Linked DNA regions of Homo sapiens: region 2 is linked to region 1. The links are chromatin loops, found by intact Hi-C in ENCODE. Cell type or tissue: OCI-LY7. All regions are shown on one strand.

Region 1 (8,000 bases):
GTGTGTTACGTAAAGCTTGGTGCTAGATTAATGCCCAGGTGACCACTTGGAGGACAATCAGTGTAGCCCTGTGAAAGATACAAAGTATTGCCTGCCTAAGTCTCAGTTTCTTTGTCTGTAAAATGTGTGTTTAAGTGGAGCTGTGAGACAATGAGAATATATGTAAGGTGCCTGGCACTTAACAGTTGTTCAGTTTCTCTCTCTTGAGCATCCTCAAAGCTCCTTTTATTGATTTCTTTGATGCTGAAAGAAAGAGAATAAATTTTGACTGCACGATGAGCTTCATTTTTTGAAGGTGCTGATTCTCACCCCCATTTCCAGCTACATTGACTATCGTTAGCCACTTGTTACCCATCTAGTGAAGCCATCTTCTATAGTGCAGTGTGTGTTAGTAGGAAAGGCTTATTTGGCCTTGAAGGGCTCGTTTGGCCTTGATCCGGTACTGATTGTGGTTTGAGGTTGAGCATGTTAAGGATGAATAGTAGCTGGAATGGTCCATGATGTGTGCTTAGTATCCTTCAGAATGTTTACATAGTCATATTTAGATTGCTTCTGAGAACAAGAGAATACAGAACAAAATGTTATGTTCCAAATAAAGATCACAATAAGAAGAAATATTGCCCTTCTAGCTTGGCATCCTTTTTCTGCCATGATTTCCCTTTGCATTTTCTTCCCATACCTTAGCTTTAGCCAAGGATACAGCAGTAAGTGTTGCTTGGTATTTAATCAAATTAAAACCTGTGCTAGGTAATGCCTCATAGATTTTATTTTGCCAAGATAGATGTTTGAACGGAAAAAGAAATAGTGTATATTAAGGACTAAAGGGGGTACTCTTGTTTTCTTTCAAATATGATAATTAGTATAAAACTGTCTTTTTCCTGCCAGTTGGCTCATCTCATCTCCTAGCAGCTGTTTTAAATTCCTTAATTGTCTATTGCTTACTCAGCTATCATTTCACAAATTTCCTCACTGCCGCATTTTCGTTGAAGCAAATTCTGACAGTGGGGGATGCTCACCTCACAGGCTGGGTTGAGCTGAGTTCTAGTTATCCTCTTTGAGTAACAGGATTAACTATCATTAGACAGTGCATTCGGGTAAGGTGATGGTTCCCTAGGTCTCTTTGGAGTTGATTACTATAGAAATGGGCATCTGGTGGAGCCTCAGGTTGCCAATTGCATTACTCTTCATTTTACTGATGTTTCAATTCTGTTTAACCCAACGTAGACTTTTTTTTATGCTTATAAAGTAATAGGAGTTTCCTAGAGGATTTGCAGCGTACACTATTGTATAATCTCATTGCTTATAATTTTTTTTCAGAATGAAGGAAGTGGGTATTTTAACCATAGCATTTTCATTCCAGTATCATTAACCATTTAAATACACTTTGTTAAATCTATCACATTTTCTGTTAAAATAATGTAAAATTCTAGTAGAAATTTTAACAGTATCTTACTGTAAAAATACTGTAGGTAATAGACCCTGAGATAAGACAGTCTGCTGCTTTCAGAAGCATCAACACAGAGCATTCCTCAAGCATTTGATTTAAGTAAATATTATTGAAGCCTTACTAAATTCAATTTCAGATATTGTGCTCTTTGATAGCACAATGACAGCTTACATATGATGCTTTCAAATGTCATCCACTTATTTCTTTTTTTTTTTTTTTTTTTTTTTTTGAGACAGAGTCTCCTCTGTTGCCCAGGCTGGAGTGCAGTGGCGCAATCTCGGCTCACTGCAAGCTCTGCCTCCCGGGTTTACACCATTCTCCCACCTCAGCCTCCCTAGTAGCTGGGACTACAGGTGCTCGCCACCATGCCTGGCTAATTTTGTTTTTGTATTTTTAGTAGAGACGGGGTTTAACCATATTAGCCAGGATGGTCTCGGTCTCCTGACCTCATGATCCTCCCACCTTGGCCTCCCAAAGTGCTGGGATTATAGGCGTGAGCCACCACACCCAGCCCACTTATTTCTTAATGATGGGAAAACTGGTAATACAAGACCAAATTTTTGTTTATACATCAAATTATCAACTTTCATGTCTTATTTCATAGTCATGCATTGCAGGAATGTGCGTACTGCATAAAGTGACTTGCTTTATCAGGTTTGAAATTCATAATACAGTCAGAAGATGATTAACAGATTTGTTCAAATTTTTATGCTACGATATGTTCTTGTCCCCATGTGAATAAATGCAACAGATTGTTTGTAACCATTTTAATTGCTCTGATTTTACATGGACAATAGTTTTGTATAAGAAAAGACAAAAAAGGCCAGGCCCGGTGGCTCACAACTGTAATCCTAGCACTTTGGGAGGCCGAGGTGGGTGGATCACTTGGGGTTAGGAGTTTAAAACCAGCCTGGCTAACATGGTAAAATCCTGTCTCTACTAAAAATACAAAAAAAAAAATTAGCTAGGCGTGGTGGTGGGTGCCTATAATCCCAGCTATTCAGGAGGCTGAGGCAGGGGAGAAAGAAAAAAAAAAAGAAAAGAGAAAAGTAGTCACTTGGTTTAAATGCCTGGATTTTGAAACCTAACTCCTTGTTTTACCTCTGTAGTTTTAGGCAAATCACTTAACTTGATTGAATCTCAGTTACTCTCACTATAAAAATGGGACCAGTAATACCTTCTTCAATGTGATCTTGAGAAGATTCACTGGAATAATGGTGAAAGTACCCTATCACAGAATTTATAGTAGGTGCTAAAAATGTTGTGTACCTTCCTTTCCTTCCCTTAGAAAGACAGTCTCTTTTATTTATTGATTGTACTTTTGCCACCACAGGGGGAAAAAAATCCCTGTTTCTTATAAAACTTTCTAGGAAATTCATGAATTTAGTGTGGGCCCTCTAATTCTGACAAATACAATATTGATTTTGAGTTTGTTGCTTTAAATTTGCCAAATGAAACGAAAGTTTTACGGTTTTCCTTTTAAGTCACTTCTGATATGTGGAGCAAACAAGTCTGTATTTAATAGTAAGTAGTTTGCTAATTGCAAAGCACTACCAACTTAACACAACTTAAAATGAGAAGCTGAGAGGGGGCCAGAGCATGAAATAAGTAAGTAGGTTAAGAACTGCCACACAGTCCATCATGCTTGCAGAGAAGAATGTGAGACTGTCCGAGGCTACAGTGCTGGTCACCTTAGCCTGTGTAAACTCTCACTTTCTCAGTTATCAGTGGAAGACAGGGGTTAATCCTTATTAGTCTGAACACATCACATTGCAATGATCTGAAAGCTAAAGACATGGCATAAAGGAACTCTGAAGAAACCACCTCCACTGAGACTGCTGATGCTTCGAATGGAATTTGGGCAGATGGAATGCTCATTTAAGGAGCAAATGACATGGACGGGGGGAGTCAAAATGATAAAGGGAGCCTCCTTGCATTTGTTGTATCTTACTTCTGTGTGAGTTCTGGCAAAAAGCAAGCATGACTAGAACCCTAGAAAAACAACCATTAGGTAGATACTAGTTATAGTCAATCAGAGAAAGCCAGTATGTGCGAAGAGAGAAGAGAAGAAAACCACATGGTAAAAATGTAATCAACCAGTGGGATTCTTTTAGTTCATAATTGTAATCATAGATGGCATTCCACTACCTTTGTCTTCCATCTGGACCAAGTATGGCTGTGTCTAGAGGTTCTGTTGTACTATTTCTGTGGTCCTTGAACTCTGATGGCAACCTACCTTGACAAGGCCAAAAACCTACACAACTCTGAGCCTTTCTTGGTAGTGGCATTATCTAAACGTATGCATTTGTACCTTATCAGGCTTAATGAGGGAAAAGAAACGGCTTTTGAAGACACTAATGGGAAATTATTATAAGTCAATGAAGTAAAAATGCAAATAGATTTGTATCTTAAAACAGGAATACTGCTAGAAGCTAAAACTGAGTAAGATCTTGCTCTGTGCCAAGCACATGCTATTTTGCATTAAAAGAGACCCCTGCCTTCTACATAGTATCCTCATTTTACGGGTAGAAATCTTGAGGTTTAGAGACGTAAAGTAAAGTAACTCACCTAAAGTTACATAGCTCATGAGCAATGTGGCAGATGTTTAAGGACACCTCGTCTGATTTCAGCGCCTAAATGAAGAGCCTTTTACAAGGATGATGATTTTTGCAGCAACAAGACAAAGATGTCCAGCAATAGGAAAAAGATTGTAAAGAAATGTTAATCCCTGTAGAGGGCACTGTTCAGATTTAACTCATCCAACATAATTTTCTAACATGATAAAGCAGACCTGCGCCAGCTCCTGACTGTTTCAGATAGGTTTGCCTCTGGGGAAGAAAGTGCAGTGATTCGTGTAACCTACTGTCAGTGTTATTTAAATCTCAGACCTAATCTAGAATTTACTTTAATAATCTTTTATTATTTTCCTGTATATTCTTATGATTTCTCCCTTCTCAATGAATAATGAATTTAGCATAATGAATTCAGTTAGTTCTAGGCTTCTTCATATCTATATTTAATATTCAAAGCACTTTCTTCTCTTTTATTCCTGATTTACCAAAATCTGTGATTGTGCCATGAAAAGATGATAAAGGAGACCATCTCTTGGATCTGGAAAGTGCTGCGTGTTAGTTTATAACTGGGCAAATGTAAGCATAACGTTTGGCCAGGGTTGGGTGCGGTGGCTCACGCCTGTAATCCCAGCACTTTGGGAGGTCAAGATGGGTAGATCTCTTTAGGTCAGGCATTTGAGACCAGCCTGGCCAACATGGTGAAACCCTGTCTCTACTAAAAATACAAAAATTAGCTGGATGTGGTGACAGACACCTGTAATTCCAGCTACTCAGGAGGCTGAGGCAAGAGAATCACTTGAACCTGGGAGGCAGAGGTGGCAGTGAACCGAGAGTGGCACTGCACTCTAACCTGGGCGACAGAGCGAGACCCTGTCTCAAAAATAAATAAATAAATAAAAAATAAAAAAAGTTTGACCAGAGGACTACCTCCATTGTCTTTCTTTTCTACAATCCAGTTTAGATACTTTCTGGACTAACCATAACTTACATGCTTGTCCAGGAGTATTGGCCAGAGTTAGAGTGGTCACATTAATTCTAGGCAAGGGTGAAGATGAAGGAGTAGAGCCATGTTTCCTTGAAGGACAGTGATGATGCTTTTTAGAGCTTATTACGTGTTTGCTATCTCTCCCATCCCAAGCAGTCAGGGGTTTTAACTTTGAAGATAATAATAACTGTCTTCAGTGGGTGAATTTACATCTGTTTTGACCCAAAAGATAATTTAGGATGACTTATGGAATCTGAAGCTAAATGTCAAATGTAATTAAATGTTACTGTTGTGTCTTGCCTTAAGAAGAGAGCTGGTGAGTTCTAGCAGGGTTTGGGAACTATTTGGATTAACTGCTTTGATTCTTTCCCACATTATATAAGAGGTGTTATCTCAGACAGCACAGAAATTGTCCCTGGGGGACAGGGAGGCATCACATTTCAGAAGTACCTATAATATTTCTTCAGCATGTCTTTGGGCCTGGCTTTCTCAATATTTCTACCTTTTCTTGAAATCTCCACTTGGATATGGCTCTGGAAGATGGCAGAAACGCCATCTTAAAATATACATAATATTTTTAAGAAATCAGTTTTGAAAAACAAGAAGTCTCTTTTCCTGACGGTCCTTCCTCAATATGCTTAAATTATTGAATAGGAAAGCTTCAGTAAGACACAACTATTAACATAAGTGCTAAGGATTAAGAAAAAGATCTGTCACAAATTATGTCTGTCTGTAGGAAGGTAAAGTTGTGCCTTTGATATGACACCTACCCCTGGAAATCATATTCTTTTCCAAGATATAAACCCAAATCAGAATAGGGAGTGAGCTGTTAATATGAATACTGAATCTGGACAGGCACGGTGGCTCACGCCTGTAATCCCAGCACTTTGGGAGGCTGAGGTGGGCATATCCCTTGAGGTCAGGAGTTCAAGACCAGCCTGGCCAACATGGTGAAACCCTGTCTCTACTAAAAATACAAAAGAAAATTAGTCGGGCACTGTGCTGTGTATCAGTAGTCCCGGCTACTTGGGAAGCTGAGGCACAAAAATCGCTTGAACTTGGGAGGCAGAGGTTGCAGTGACCCGAGATTGTGCCGCTGCACTCCAGCCTGCACGACACAGTGAAATTCTGTCTCAAAGAACAAAACAAAACCAAAAGAATTCTAAATCTGCTCTGAATAGTAGAAGACAATGGGAGACATTTATCTTTGGTAGCAACATATTCCAAAGACTTAAGAGTTTAAAGAAATCATCATTTTCCTATCGCTTCCTTCCTTTCTCTCTCAATCCTAAAATACTCTCTGGGCAATCAATTTCGGAATTCTTTCAAGGAAAGGAAACCTTGATTCGTCTGCCTGTTAACTACTACAAAATGTGTAGATTCCTGCTCTTCCATGTTACTACTCAGAGTAATAACGAAACACCTATTATTGTCATTATCTGGAGAAAAGAAGCTCCTATACTGGATTAAATGATGTTGCTGTGCCCATAAGAAAGGCAGGTATTGGGCAGTAATGAAGGTATGGCAGCAGGAATTTATACTTTGTCTCTTTCATCAGAGTAGCTCCCCCCTCCCCTTTTTATCCTGTAGGAGGAAATTGTGGAGTGAGAGAAGAGGTCTGATCTGTTTGGGGAAAAAGTATCACAGCCTATTAGTTAGAAGCAATGAAATTGAGACAGCTTTGGGACTCCATTAAGTGTGTGGTGTTTAGGCAGACTGTGTCCCTGGGTAAAGTGTGCTGTTGAAGAGGATAGTACACAATGAAATAATTGGGCTTGGGAAATCAACTGGGCTTCAGCAGCCTCATATCTCCTTGTGGGGAATGGGTGAGGGAGCTACAGCTTTCCCTCCCTTCTTTTAGCATAAAAGCTATACCGAATAAAATAGAAGGGAATTTCTTGCTGAGTAGATGGACTGTGAATATATTTTGAATAACACAAACAATGGAGATAATTAAATTTTGTCTGGCACAGGAAGGATTCAGAGCATGTCACTTGGAACCCCCTCATGCCATGTTCTTCTCTAGGCGTCTGGATATATGGTTGCAGCAACTGAATAAAAATAACTCAGATTTGATCAGTAATGGCAGCATCTATAGGGACATGTTTTAATGCACTGATGTGTATGAAATTAGGTTCTTAAATAAAACATTATTCCTGGATATTTTCATTTCAAAGGATAAGCTGAAATTCACGAACAGTGTGAACTAGACTGACTTTTCCCACTGAGATTTACTGATAGGCAAACTTTTGTGCACATTGTGGACACTGGTTGAGGGTAGGCTCACTAGTTTTGGTACTATTAATGGTCAGTTGCCTGTAGAACTTGTGAAGTAAGAAAAGGTATATCTATAGCAAGTTCAAGGTTCAGATAATTGTTGTTCTCTCTTAAGAAAAAGGTTTTGAGCGGTTGTCTTCTTTACACTTAGTGTATGTAATGATAGTTTGGCTAAATATGAAGAAGAAAGAGAAATAGCATTACTACTGTTTATTAATAACTTTTCTTTGTGCCACACATTTAGCTATTCAGGCACTTTGTGTTTGTGTGTATACATATACATTCTCTTATATACATTTGCGACATGTGGTAAAAGGCCCTACTTTTTGGAGTCAGAAATTGTGCTCATTTCTGTATCTGCCACCTTGTAGCTGTTGGCTCTTGAACAACAACTAAGCCTCTACTTTGAACATCAATTTTCTCAGTAAAATGAGGGAACTAGACTAAATAGTTGCCAAAATTCTTAGTCCACACACACACACACACACACACACCCATTTTGTACTTCTAAAGACACTGGAAAGAAGTTTACGGATGGAGGAGGAGCCAAGATGGCCGAATAGGAACAGCTCCGGTCTACAGCTCCCAGCGTGAGCGACGCAGAAGACGGGTGATTTCTGCATTTCCATCTGAGGTACCGGGTTCATCTCACTAGGGAGTGCCAGACAGTGGGCGCAGGCCAGTGTGTGTGCGCACCGTGCGCGAGCCGAAGCAGGGC
Region 2 (8,000 bases), 230 kb after region 1:
GTGTTCATGCCGCCAACCACTGTCTCTCTCTTGATCTCTTCACTCAGACACTCTCCATGCTACCTTCCCTCAGGTATTTTGCTACTGTAATTTATTAATTCTTTCACATATATGTATTGAGCACCTTCTAGGTACCAGCTTCAAGTGGAGCAAGATATGAGCAAACTCTGAGATACTGTCAAGGAAACTAGCCAACAGTGTTGGAGGTGCTAGAAACCAACAGTTAAGGTACAGCCAGTGAAGTCAGAGCCCTGGAAAGCTTCCATATGGAAGAAGGAACAGTCATTTCCATGTGTCCTGAAAGGGTGGTGGTCTGTTGGATCCTTGAGTGCCTACTAAGTGCCAGGTACTTTAGTTATATTCTCTCAGCAAATCCCCATTTTTGCAGTTACCTCTGGGAATTTTTATCTCTGTCAAGATTACTCTCCTGGTTGATTTTGGTAAATCAGTCCTTAAATCAATCTTGAATATAAATAATCTGTGAGTAGGGCTATCAAAACTATCTCCTAATTCTGACTGGTCAGAATCGCTAGACAAAGTTTAAAATATGTAGCTTCCTACTTGTACCAGTAATCACCTAGTGTTTTTAATATCCATTCTATTTATCTGTGTATTTATTTTTCCAACTTAACTTTGAACATTTTAATAATGTCAAAGCCCATATGCACTATGCATAGCATAACTTACAAATTTAAACTCCAAATCTTGTACCTATGCATTTTACTTTAGTCCCTGTGTGCAGGTTACTGACTATTTGAAGAATAAGTCCAAGCTACTTCCATCCCAAAAAAAAATGTTCATCAAGAACCTAAAGAAACACTTCAAAATTTCAGCTCTAAGGTGTCTTTCCTTTTTGGTTTTTTATCAGTGAAATAAAACTATTAGTTACCTGGAAGATTCTTCTTGTTGCTCACTTCGTTGAGAGGGAATGATGGTTTCTGGTTTTGTTTGTCTGGGTGGTTGTTTCTGTTTTCGTGTAGCATAGTATTGAGTCTTTAAACACGTCCTGAGCAGAAATCCTTGCAGAATGTGACTTCCCCTCTGGCAATAAAACGGTACAAAAATTCAACCCAACATTTAAATAATTAGTAAGTTACCCTGTTGTTGTGTGTGATATAACATATCTTTCATGGAAATAACTGGAAAAATGAAACTATTGGTATGTCTTTCTGGCTGCTTTCACATACCTGAACTGATTTAATTCTCACAAAAATCCGGTGGGGTGTGTATCATCGCCATTCACTGGTTAAGAAAGGTAGACTCCAAGAATTAAGTTCCTTTCCAAACACAGCATGATTATTAAGTGGAGGGGGTCAGAATTTGAACCTACGTCAGCCTCAGACTGAATGAGCACTTCCTGTGAGCCAGGGACTGTGCTCAGTCCCTCTTAAGGGAGAGCTGTCTTCTGTGGAGCAGAAATACGGCTATATGGCTGCATTCACTGCTGCTTGTAGGCGCTGCAATCTCTTTTCGGTTTCAGCTTGCCTCTGTACTTTGCCAAGCAATCAATCAGGAAAATATTTTGAAGTAGTTTCTTTGTATAGCCTGAGAGAGAGAGTGAGATGGTACGTTATACTGGCTAAGAACATGAACTTTGAAGGACATAACTGGGTTCAAGTGCCATCTCTGTCACTGGAAGCCTTACTTACCTTCTCATCTCTAAAATGGAAGGGTGGTAGTATAATACTTTCTTCTAGAGCTGTTGTCAGGATTCTTGGTGTTTTTTGTTTGTTTGTTTGTTTCTTTGTTTGTTTGTTTTGGACAGGGTCTCTCTCTGTCACCCAGGCTAGAGCACAATGACATGATCAGAGCTAACTGCAGCCTTGACCTTCCGGGCTCAAGCAATCCTCTCACATCAGCCTCCCAGGTAGCTGGGACCACAGGCATGCATGACCATACCTGCTAATTTTAAAATTTTTTGCAGGGACAGGGGTCTCGCTATGTTGCCCAGGCTGGTCTTGAACTTCTGGGCTCAAGAGATCATCCCGCCTCAGTCTTCCAAAGTTCTGGGATTAAAGGCATGAGGCATTGCACCTGGCCTCAGGATTCTTTTTTGATGAATGCCAGCCAACAGCTGGCATTTCTAGAGGAAAACATGCTCTGCCGTTGTTCCTGTGGAGGAACCCTGCAAGATGTGAAATGCACTTCAACAACCAGGCTTTTCCAAAATAGAGAGCTCAGGGCTGCCCTGCCATCATGGACACCCCATCTCTCCTTTAGCTTGAGATGGACATTGACCCTTTGGCTGGGAATTGAATCATGTTGGTGATACTTAGCATGGAAAGCCGTAGCTACATTCAGTGTCTCACAACCTTAGTGGTGGAAGGAAGAATGGTTGCAGCAGCTTCATTACCTGGGGAAAAAGAACTTGGAATTCCAAGCACTTTAAGAAAGATGCTTTTACTTTGAGTGTTGGAGAAAATAGAGCAATTACCTATTGAAGACAAAGTGGATGAAAAAACACCTCTGTTCATGCTACCCTGATCATGTAATCTATTCATATTCATTCTGCCTTCCTGAAGGTGATTCAAGCCAGACTGGCTGTTCCTGCTGGCTGTGCCTTTCCTTCCCCAGGATACACAGGGCACATGGTGATCACCTGAGATTCCCAGCTAAACTCAGACATTTTCTACTCCAAGAGGAGATTCCTCAAAGGGCTATAGCACACAGGCAGCATCAGATAATGTGGAATGAGTGGAAGGAGGGAGGGAGGAGGAATCCATAAATCATCAAATTGTTGTTGAGCATCTTTGAGGGTCCTCAAGAATACACTAGACCCTGTGATGATTCCAGGGACAACCAGCCTGCACTTTCTGAGGAGTTCACTGCCTGCCTGGGGAGCAAGACTTGTATATGTTAAATTAGCAAAGAATTTATGCAAGACGTATGTGAAATCAGTGAAGAATTCTATTCTATCTAGACTAGAGCCAGGGAGATTTCCAACACCTGGCTCATGTATGCTTTTTAAAAAAAGATATTCAGTCTTACTGAAGATGAATAGATGGATGGATGGATGGTTTCTAACATCTATTGATTGCTTCCTATGTATCAGGCAGTGTTCTAGACATTTTTATGTTTATTACATATGTACTTATACAAATTATATGTTTATTAACTCAATTAACGTTCTTAGCAACACTATGAGGTACATACTGTCAATAGCCCCATTTAATAGATGAGGAAACTGAAGCACAGAGAGGTTAAGTTCCTTGCTAGAGGTTTCACAGATGGTGTACAGTACAGGCAGGCTTTGCACCCAGGCAGTCTGGCTCCATAGTTATATATGAAGGATAACGATGTGGTCTTTTCAAGAGCTGTTGGCATCTTGGTTCACACTGAAAGCTACCAGGCTTTGTTATCTGTTCCTCTGGCTTTGGCTTCCTGAGTCTTAAGCACCCTTCTCTTTTCTAGAACATAGACCAGCTTGAACCAACCCTCTGTGATTCCACCCCGCCTCTCCCCTGGCTGCACCAGGCCTCTCATTTGTAGTTTCTCTTACTGAGCACATTTCTAAACGAGGACGGTTGCTCCACTTTAAGGACATACAAATGGCTTGCCCTCACCTGTCAAGCATGATCCTTGTATTTTACCAGGCCCATTATGAACGCAATCTTTCTGTTGAAAATTTGCATACCTCCTTTCTTGAAAAGTAATGACAGCAATTTCTTTCCCTCCGCTCACTTTCTGAGTGTCTCATTTAACGGCACCTGTGAAACCGACAGGCACAGAGATGAGAAGTGAAAGAGAGCAGTTGATTAAATCATCATCAAGTCGGGCCTCAGAAAGTCAATTCTGCTTGCCGTCTGCAATGATATCCTTTTATCTTAAAGTAATGAGCTATGGCACTTTTGCATCGGGTAATGCGATAAGTTCTATTAGCATGTTCCATTTGCCTCACAAGCAAGGGCAAGTCATTTTAGCTAGCTCATATCACTGCAATCAAAGCAATTGGCTTCCCAGGCAGAGAAGAAAGGGAAAAGGCTCAGGGTGATTTCTATGGATCACAACACAGCGGAAAAAATAGACTCTTGTATTATTTTAACCCATAACATACTTTTCCTTTTTACTCATCAGCAAATTTGGGTTTTATTAGCTTACACAGGACTCCAAAAAGAACCCAGCATCAGTTGAAGCAAACCTGGGGGTGGGGGCTCAGACCCCACCCAAAGCACCAAGAAACTATATATGGGAAGGGAAAATCGCCCCATTACAGAGGGGTCACAAATAGAATTCTGCCAAAGCACACAGGCAAAGATGTCTTCCTGATAGTAACACTGTGGTCTCATAATAAACTCTTGCTTCACACCATCTTCAAAGTCATTTGTAATAGGTCCCCAGGCAAGTACGGATTAATGCTATTGATGACTTAGAATCAGTAAATCAATGACAGAGAAGCAAAGGATCTGTTCCTTAAGCTTAAAAGAGATCATTTACAAATCACCGGGCCCCAGACTGTCAGTTTTACCTTTGGACAAGATACTTATTTTTCTGAGTTTGGCAACCACTGAGGTTTGTGGACTCTGGGTTTTAAGTAAATTTCATCTTTGGGGTTTATGTATATTTATACTTGGCAAAATGTGACTTCCTTTCTTAGAGGAAAACAAGCTGAACTCCCCAAAGATTTGTGAAATATTCACTTCCAACCCCACTTCCAATAACTCAACAATACTTTAATGATCTGTGGAAATTTACAACATACAGATTGTTTTATGAAATACACTTGGATTTCAAAGTGACAAAAAGGAAAAAAAATATTAGAATTTAATTTATGAGCTTTAAAACTTCAAGTTTGGACAACCTGATTTCTGTCAATATATTTGCACTTCTAATGGGTGGTAGAATGAACCTAGCACATAGTAGTTACCTGAACATTGTTGGTTGAATGAGTGTGTTATTATCTGAGACACTGGAGGGGGAATAAGAAGTGTTCCCTTAGCCCCCTCAGATCACATTGGTTATTTGAGCTCTGGCCAGTTCAAACTGAGAACTTGCAAAAATGTCAGATTCTGAGAACTCCCCATTCAGAAATGCTAGGTTATCAGTACCGAATTCCAGAGGCTTCTGAGAGTTGATTCTCTTGTATCTCCTGAACAATTGAAGATTGGTGGACCTCATATTATTTTCAAATGGGCTCATTAGTGATTACCAAAAGCTTTATTCTTGTAAACTGTTGTTTGGAACATGAATATTTTAATTAGGCTTTCATTTTATCTGAGCTATTTTATTTGATCAGGCGTAGTTACTGTTAAGATAGAGGGGAAGAGTCGACGACATTATTTCACAGTCAGTAAGAATATGGTCTCAGTAAGAACATTTTCAGGTTTAAAAATTTAAAAATTTCTAGGGCCCCAGTAGCTTTAAATTTCACTTAGTCCAAAACCAATATGAGAGCAATGTAAACAGTGTGAAATTAGGGCTTTGTGGATTGATGAAAAACAGACAACATCAGAGCTGCCATATGTGGCACAAAATGGCGGCCCATTTTTACATGAGCAAAGGATTGGGCAGCTGGGCAGGGGATGGTGAACGTGTTTTTAGTCACCATGCTGCTATCTTACTTCTTTAAATAAGAAAATAAGTGTCATGTTTTCTGCAGGTGGCTTCTTCTGAAATTGCTTTTAGGTGAGGGATGTCTTTAAGGTCTTAGATAAACCGCCTGCCCCAAAGGAGAATCGATTTGTTTTGTCACTGGCAAAGTTAAATTATACTTGATGTTAGATATTGTAGTTTACAAGTTGGGGTTCTCCCTCATTTTCCTCTCATTTCCTTTAGGCAGAAACAAGAATAAAATAACTTTGTTCAGCAGTGGTATTCAGCCCTGACATCTTTGGTGGCAATGATAAATGGATTTGAGATACGAAATAACTGTTCCAGCAAGGTCCATTGAGCAGAATAGAGAGCAATGCCCTCCTCAATGTCATTGTATGTGATATATTCAATGATTGCCACTCTGTGCTTAAGAATGCATTCCATCACAAGGTACCTAGAATTCCATCTTGTTGCTACATTCTGAATGAAACAGAGAGATGTCACAGACCTTGACTGATTTCAATTTGGACCAGAGTCTTAAAACACAGATACCGAGATTCCCAAATGAAAATGAAAAATATTTGCTTTTGAATAAATATAATAAAGTCATAATCACATCTTTTTTCTGAGCCTTTTAATGGAAGATATTTTCTTCTGGGCCCCAACTCTAGGCTCTGCTAACGATTTTAACCTCCCTCAGTATGTTCACACATACATCTCTTTGCGTTAAGCAGTCATATTAGTGTTTCTTGTACTTTCTCTTTGGAATCACCTGCCTTTTAAATCATACTTTGCTTATGCTGCATGGAATCAACCACAGTTTGAACAATACTCAAGAAGAATGAGATTGACTTGTCAGTATAATTGAGCATCTATTGTGTCCCAAGGCCTAGAGATACAAAGATAAGCAAGGCACTGTCCTTACCTACATGGAGCTCATTCTCTGGTTGGAAAGACTGTTGTGGCAAACAACGGCAGTACAGTTTTGTAAGGGATGGAGATAGAAGCAATTAAGTCTTTCTGGAAAAGTATTGGAAGATTCAAAAAAGGAACTGTGTTTTGAAGGTGAATGTCAGGCTTTTAGGTAGAAACTTGGAGGAATAGAATTCCCAGTAGAGGGAATTGTTAAGTGCAGATGGCTGGTGGCATGACTGAGCGTGAGTGGGCGTGGTTGAAGCAAGGTATGTTAGGATAGTGCCACACAATGCGAGGATGCCAACCAGGGCCGGACCACAAGCTGTTTGCAACCAACCTGCTGTGAGATTAGTATGGGGAGTCAAGAGTAAGCATTGGGAAACTTTTAGAGTAACTCAGTAGCATAATTTTGTGTTTCATAAATCTAATAATTTTTTAAATGTATTATATATATTTGTTTTTCTTTTTCATTTTTCAAGAATTTGACTTTTTATTATATTTTACAAAAGTAATTGTCGTAACATATTAGAAATTAAAGAAAGCAAAACAAAAACAAATGGCTCTTCACCACAGAAAGCTTAAGAAGCATTGTGTTGAGAGAGTGGTTGGGATTTGGGAGTTGAGGGGGATTAGAAACAGAATGTGAAGGGTCTTCATAGGCCTTGTGAAGCATCTGCATCAAATAGAAATTTAGGAAATCCACTCTTGTCAATAAGGACTTGGATTAGAAAAGGAAGAGAGCATAGACCTTGGAAAGCAGTCATTATCCTCTTGTAATGACAAAATAAAACCCTGAACTAACGCAGTAGCCATGGCCACAGGGATGGAGAGTTAGAAAGCAGAATCAATAACGTGGGGTGAGAGAGGAAGATAAGTCCGCTCAAGGATGGGGTCAAGGATAAGGCTCTTCACTTACGCAGTTGAGTGATTGCTTGGTGATGCTATTACCAAGGGCAACGTGGGAGAGGGGCAGTTTCAGGTGAGCAAAGATGTTGAGTCCAGATTTAGATGGATACTTGAGTCTGAGTGTTCGCTGCACTTCAACAGGGGGCACATACCCAACGGAAGCTTAATAATACTTAACATTTATCATCTGTACATACTTGGTACCATGCACTAAGTTGTTTACATGTATTAACTCATTCTCCTCTTCTAGCCATATTTTACAGAGAAATATACTAAGGCCCAGAGAGTTTAAATAACTTTTCCAAAGTTACACAGCTGGCAAATGTGGGCATAGAGATTTTTGAGTTTCAGCATATACATGGTAGAAAGGACCAAGGGAATCTTTAAGGTCTCCCTTGAAAGTCACATAGAAACAATAGAACTCCAGATGCAACTCTGGGGAGACAGTGACATTAAAGAATATGCAGAAAAGGAAGGGCCTTGAAAAGACAGTCGCAGACAGCAATATTGGTGAATGGGTGCAAAGGGAAAAATTCTAAAGGATGTGCAATTGAAACAATCTAAATAACCAGCACTGGGGAATTTTTTAATTAGATTATGTTACAATCCACATAGCAGATTGCAGTGTCGCCTTTTTTTTTTTTTTTTTT

The links. Peaks named below come from ENCODE experiments on the same cell type or tissue, not always from the same donor. Only the 100,000 strongest peaks of a DNase experiment are listed, where the experiment ranks them.
Region 2: a loop joins it to region 1, with 2.3 times the contacts of the local background. A loop is called at or near these places in 2 of 110 quality-filtered maps.

Annotation. Positions count from the first base shown.
Region 1 is chr7:70,189,511-70,197,510 of GRCh38, forward strand. All of the region lies in intron 4 of AUTS2 (activator of transcription and developmental regulator AUTS2), which reads left to right. Among named protein-coding and RNA genes, the nearest start is that of AUTS2, 600 kb to the left of the region's middle. In OCI-LY7, CTCF peaks have their summits at 4,175 (motif pointing right) and 4,384; a DNase peak (open chromatin) is centred at 4,221.
Region 2 is chr7:70,422,847-70,430,846 of GRCh38, forward strand. All of the region lies in intron 4 of AUTS2 (activator of transcription and developmental regulator AUTS2), which reads left to right. Among named protein-coding and RNA genes, the nearest start is that of GALNT17, 710 kb to the right of the region's middle. In OCI-LY7, no CTCF peak of the experiment used is centred here; a DNase peak (open chromatin) is centred at 3,615; H3K4me3 peaks cover 1,365 bases; H3K27ac peaks cover 2,760 bases.